2 separate regions of the Homo sapiens genome follow, and region 2 is linked to region 1. A link is a loop called in an ENCODE intact Hi-C map of the cell type or tissue named here. Cell type or tissue: B cell. All regions are shown on one strand. Links, peaks and the distances in the headings refer to the core of each region. The heading gives the core; the rest is flanking DNA.

Region 1 (2,921 bases), core at 152-2,651:
ACAAATTACTTAATTGAAAAGGGAAATGTGTGATGAAAACTGGAAGGCCACTTTCACCAAATGACCAAAGTTGACACTGCTAGTCATGAGATAAATAGACATCACATGCACTGTGAAACACACATCATTTCTGTGGTATTCCTGCCAAAAATGTACACTCTATATCTAATCATACAGACCAAATCAAATTCAGGGAAATTCTACAAAATTGTTAACCTGTATCTTTAAAAATGTTAAGAACTCCTCCGTATTTAAAGAAACCAAAAAAAAAAAAAAAAAAAAGAAAATGACAACACAGGCAATGTGCTATTCTGAACTGAAAAAAAAATAGTTTTGAAGAACATTATTGGGAAATTGATGCAATTTGAATATGGACTGTGAATTAAATAATAATAATATATCAATGCTAAATTTCTTGATTTTAATTATTATACCATGGTTAAATGAGAGAATGTTATTGTTTTAGACTATACTTACTGAAGTGTTTAGGGCAATGTGGAGCATGATGACACACATATATGCATACGTATACATACATGTATTTACACACATATATACATACACATATGTATATATGTATATGTGTGTGTATGAGAGAAAGAAAACCCCAGTACTGTCGTGGGAGGAAGAATAAGGCACAACTGGGGAAAGTTTAGTAACTGGTGAATCCAGTAAAGGATATATGGGAGTGTTGTTTTTTTTTTTTTTTTTTTTTTTGAGATGGAGTCTCACTCTGTCACCCAGACTGGAGTGCGGTGGCGTGATGTCGGCTCACTTCAACCTCTGCCTCCTGGGATCAAGCGATTCTCCTGCCTCAGCCTCGCGAGTAGCTGGGACTACAGGTGTGTGCGCCACACTTGGCTAATTTTTGTATTTTTAGTAGAGATGGGGTTTCACCATGTTGACTAAGCTGGTCCTGACCTCAGGTGATCCTCCCGCCTCAGCCTCCCAAAGTGCTGGGATTACAGGCGTGAACCACCACGCCCGGTTGGGAGTTCTCTATACTACTTTTGCAATTTTTCTCTAAGTTTGAAACTATCAAAATGCAGTTATCCTGAAAAAAAGACAAGGAGTAAATAAGGATAAAAGTTCTAGTATTTTCTTCCTGCACCCAATGGCCTGCCTTGGATACCCACTTTGGTGTCCACTGAGCAAAACCAGATGTTAGAAAGTGTCCAAAACTGGAAGATAAGGTACATCACTGATACGCATATAAACAAAGTTCCTTTGGGCTGTTACTGATTTTTGGATCTTCCATGCTGTTTAGAATAGAATAGGCTCACAATAAATACTTACTGAATAAATAATTGAAGAAAAAGGTAGCTCAGAGATACAGTAATTTATGTTTTAAAAATGAGGAAATAGAAACTGAAAGTGCTCCATTTAAAGGAAAAAGTCACACAGCTAATAAGAGTGAGCCAGAAATCAAGCCTATCTTCTGATTAAATGTTTAGAGTTTTGTGTCCCTAAGCATAGCTTAGGTAGTAAATGTCAATAATTAAATATTAATTAGTAAAATTCCTCATGTAATTATTTTTAAACATTAATGAGTAAAGCCTATATAAATTAAAAAAAAAAAAAAAAGAGGCAGGCACAGAGGCTCACACCTGTAATTCCAGCACTTTGAGAGGCCGAGGCGGGCAGATCACTTGAGGTCAGGAGTTTGAGACCAGCCTGGCCAACATGGTGAAACCCTGTATCTACCGAAAATACAAAAATTAGCGAGGCATGGTGGTGTGTGCCTGTAATCCCAGCTACTCGGGAGGCTGAGGCAGGAGAATCGCTGGAACCTGGGAGGTGGAGCTGCAGTGAGCCGAGATCACATCACTGCACTCCTGCCTGGGCGACAGAGTGAGACTCCATTCCAAAAAAAAAGAAAAAAAAAAGAGAAAGAGAGAGAGACATGCTTTAAATCCCCTATGCATCAAACAGATCATCTATTCCTGTTCTATTTTTCTCTTCAAATTACTTGTGTCATATAAATGATTTAGGTGGACTTTACTTTCAAATCACAGTCTGGGAGGTGGTGGTAATGGGGATAACAATGGCTATTTCCCTGGCTCCATATCTAACCTCATGTAAAACTCCTGAAGCTATCTGTCATTAATTTTGATTGTCAGAGATAAAAAATCACAAAATCATAGATTTTTACAATTTGAAAGAATAGTCTAAATTATCTAGTCTGATCTTGCATTGGAGAAAGTCAATAATAATTTCTTCTTTACTGGAACCCAGAAGACTCAGCGGATATGTTTCTAAATTAGTGTCATGTATTTGATAAGTAATTATACAGACATCCAATGAAAACTGTCAAAATGTCTATTGTTTCCTGTCCAGGACCTATTTATATAGACATATTTATGCTCATCCATTAGCAATTCATAATTAAACCTTGGCACATCAAGCTACAAAAACAATCTTATAAATAGATGATCTGAAGAACAAATCAATATGTATTATAGGCTAGAATGTGGTTCTGCCTTTGATTTATTGGTTCTATTTGTATCGTTTCCTTCAGTGTAATGTAATATGGGGGTAGAAGACCACAGTTAGAGAGATCTTATTTCTGCAGTCATGAATCTGTAACATAGCTTTCCACATGACGCCATTCAATAGCCTAAAAGGTCATAACTTTGGAGTCCACCATAGCTCATCTGTTGCCTCCATCCTAAGCCACATGCCTGGAAAGGTTTTTAGTTACTAAACAAATAGGGGAAGGGAAAGTCCAAGTCAATTGGTTAAGAAAACTTTCAAACTTTATGGAAATTAATTCCAAAATTAAGGAGATTCTTTACATTGCAGGAGTTTGAGACATGGATCCATCACTGGAATAAATATTTCTCTGTGCTGAGGAGACCACTACAAGGGATCTTGGCCCTTTCAAAGTTAACTAGGGACTTTTATTTGGGAAAGGCAAAATT
Region 2 (2,921 bases), core at 243-2,742, 49 kb after region 1:
AAATATACAAAATTAGCCAGGCCTGGTGGTGGGCACCTGTAATCCCAGCTGCTTCAGAGGCTGAGGCAGGGGAATCACTTGTACCCAGGAGGCAGAGGTTGCAGTGAGCCAAGATCACGCCATTGCACTTCAGCCTGGGCAACAAGAGCAAAACTCCATTTCAAAAAAAAAAAAAAAAAAAAAAAAGATCATTTCTTCTCCAGTATTGACTTCATTTTGAAAATAGCATTACTTAAGTATAAGCATAAAACTATATATAATCTTTTTATAAAACTCTTACAAAATCAAATGTACAAAGTTCTTATCAACCAATTTTATAATTTAAATTCAAATAAAGTAACAAATTTAAAATACAATTGATACAGACAGGAGGCAGGAAAATACTGGGTAGAAGAGGGCAGTCCCCAGTGAGGACCCCACCCTCAAACCTGGACCCATGGCCCAAAGTAAGAACATGCATTCCTCATTTCCCACCCGAATGTTGCCTTTTCCAAAATCACCCTGGCCTGCCCTGACCCCCATCCTGTACCCAGAAAAACCCCAGCCGCCACTGGCAGCAGAGCGGCAGAGAAGTAGAGAAAAGCAGCAGCAGCTAGACGTTGGTGAGAAGCAGCTTAACTTAAGAGGGACGGCTTGACGGCAGGGCCTCGAAGAAGAGTTTGGCAGTGGATGGCCAAACTCCAGGGGAAGACCACGTTCCCGCTCCATCCCCTTTCCAGCTCTCCATTCCACTAAAAGCCAGTTTCATTGGCAATAAAATCGCCCACAATTTACCATCTTCAATTCGTTCGTGCAACCTGATTCTTCCTGGACACTGAATGAGAGCTCAGGATACAGAGGGCTGTCACATTGAGCTGTTAAACACTTAAGCCATCCGTGAACAGCAAAGCTAAAAAACTGCAGTGTAATACATGCCCTCAGGGCTCCAGGGGTCACGGGTACCCCCCCAGATGCTGTCACAGGGCCGCACAAAGTTCTGCTCCCGCTGACACCCAGAAGCACTCATCCTGGCCCCCGCACCCACTTACCTGCATGTTCCCCATCCCGTAAGGGATTGAGTGCTGCGGGCTCAGTAAACAAGCCACCCCTTTCACAAATCCTGCAAAGGGTCAAGGAAGATTTCCTGTTTTACAACTTAACTACATAAATTTAACATGAGGGAGCACTTTCCAGAAACCAAACAGGTGCACAAACATGAACATGGGACACATTCTGTAGTGTACACTTGGTTTGAGTTCCTCCTCCCCATGCTGATGACTGAGTACTTGCAGGACTTTCCCTCTGTGGCCTGCTTTGCAACTCAAATTTGACTAGTGCCTGTGACATCCTTGGTCTTCATGCAGCAAGAACACATTGTGAGGAAAGTGCTGAGTGCCTGGTGTTCATAAATGTTGGTCTCTCTCTTTTTTCCCCAACCACAGCTACATTTATCCATGAATACAAGCCTCTTAAAATCAGAAGGCCTACGAGATGTAGCCTAAGTACCCTTCAGACATTTCTCAAATAAGCTTCAATGTTAAGGTCATATCTTTACTGAAATTATAAAGGAAACTCATTGAAGTATTTCTAAAAATCCCAAACACTGAACTGCTTGGCTCATTAAAGATCTGGCTCACTACCTTTCTGGTTTATGTCTTTACTTGGACATCCTCCTACTGCAAGAAAGGACCAAATGCCAACCAAACCTCCCATGTGAATGAGAAAAAAGAAAAAAGAAGTTTAGCTCTGAATGAGCCTATATTCTTTCAGTTGCAGGAGTCAAGAACTAACTTAACATTAGCTTGAATACCAACAGGTAATTATTGGTTCACAAAAGTAGGAAATCCAGGGACCTTTTTGTTTAGACATTGATTTACCAAAGGCACAACTGATACCGTTAGGGAACTAACTTACTCCACTTCATGGTCAGCTTTCTTTATTTTAGCTTCATTTTCAGATGGAGTTTTCCCATGAGTTGGCCACCAGCTGCCTACATTTATGTCCTACCAGCTTTACAAACCCATGAAGGGAAGACCTTTTCCCTCAGAATTCCCAGGTAAGACAGTCATTGCCCAAACTTGAGTGCCATTTCCTTCACTGTAGATAATGGGTAGAGTACTTGAACAGATGAAGCCTGCAATACGGTTTCATGAATGAAGTTGGGTAAGAAAGGCATTATTTCTCATATATACACTATATATATATATCTGACTCTGTTGCCCAGGCTGAAGTACAGTGGCACAATCATAGCTCACTGATGCCTCAACCTCCGAGGCTCAAGTGATGCTCCCACCTCAGACTCCCAAGTAGCCGGAACTACAGGTATATGTCACCATGCCTAGCTAATTTTTGTATTTTTTGTAGAAGTGGGGTTTCACCATGTTGCCCAGGCTGGTCTCGAACTCCTGGGCTAAAGCAATCCACCCACCTTGGCCTCCCAAAGTGCTGGGATTATAGGCATGAGCCACCATGCCCAGCCTATTCCTCAAATTGATGAAAGAAAAGGAAGGAAGGAAGAAGGAAGGAAGGAAGGAAAAGAAAGAGAGAAGGAGAGAAAGGAAAGAAAGAAACAGAAAGAAAGAAAGAAAGAAAAAGAAAGAAAGAAAAGAGACTCAAACATTCTATGTTAATACCTTCATGAGTAGAATATGTCGAAATCCCATGAAATATTCTGGTTTTAAGGTGATGAGAAATGAATTATGTGGGGCAAATACTATGTCCCAGACACTCAGCTAGGCCCTTTTCATACCCATGATGTAATTTAATGCACAAAACGCCCCTTTAAGACAGCTACTGTAAATTCCTGCTTTATAGAGGAACTAACTGAGACTTACAAAGTTTCAATGATTTGCCCAAAGTTCCAGAGCTCATAAAGTGTAAGAGCTAATTTGTTTGCCAAAATTAAATCTCTTCATTGACACACCAAAATCCTGTTTATGGTA

What was found. A loop is a pair of places that touch in the nucleus more often than their neighbours do. Peaks named below come from ENCODE experiments on the same cell type or tissue, not always from the same donor. Only the 100,000 strongest peaks of a DNase experiment are listed, where the experiment ranks them.
Region 2: it touches region 1 in a loop (1.9-fold over the local background); 3 of 110 quality-filtered maps call a loop at or near these places.

Annotation. Positions count from the first base shown.
Region 1 is chr21:29,169,603-29,172,523 of GRCh38, reverse strand. All of the region lies in intron 4 of MAP3K7CL (MAP3K7 C-terminal like), which reads right to left. Among named protein-coding and RNA genes, the nearest start is that of LINC00189, 22 kb to the left of the region's middle. In B cell, for the core only: no CTCF peak of the experiment used is centred there; a DNase peak (open chromatin) is centred at 1,273; H3K27ac peaks cover 555 bases.
Region 2 is chr21:29,120,321-29,123,241 of GRCh38, reverse strand. It overlaps a transcript of MAP3K7CL not described here. Among named protein-coding and RNA genes, the nearest start is that of MAP3K7CL, 8.9 kb to the left of the region's middle. RefSeq lists enhancers at 548-617, 1,028-1,207, 1,358-1,407. In B cell, for the core only: no CTCF peak of the experiment used is centred there; a DNase peak (open chromatin) is centred at 1,281; H3K4me3 peaks cover 854 bases; H3K27ac peaks cover 1,679 bases.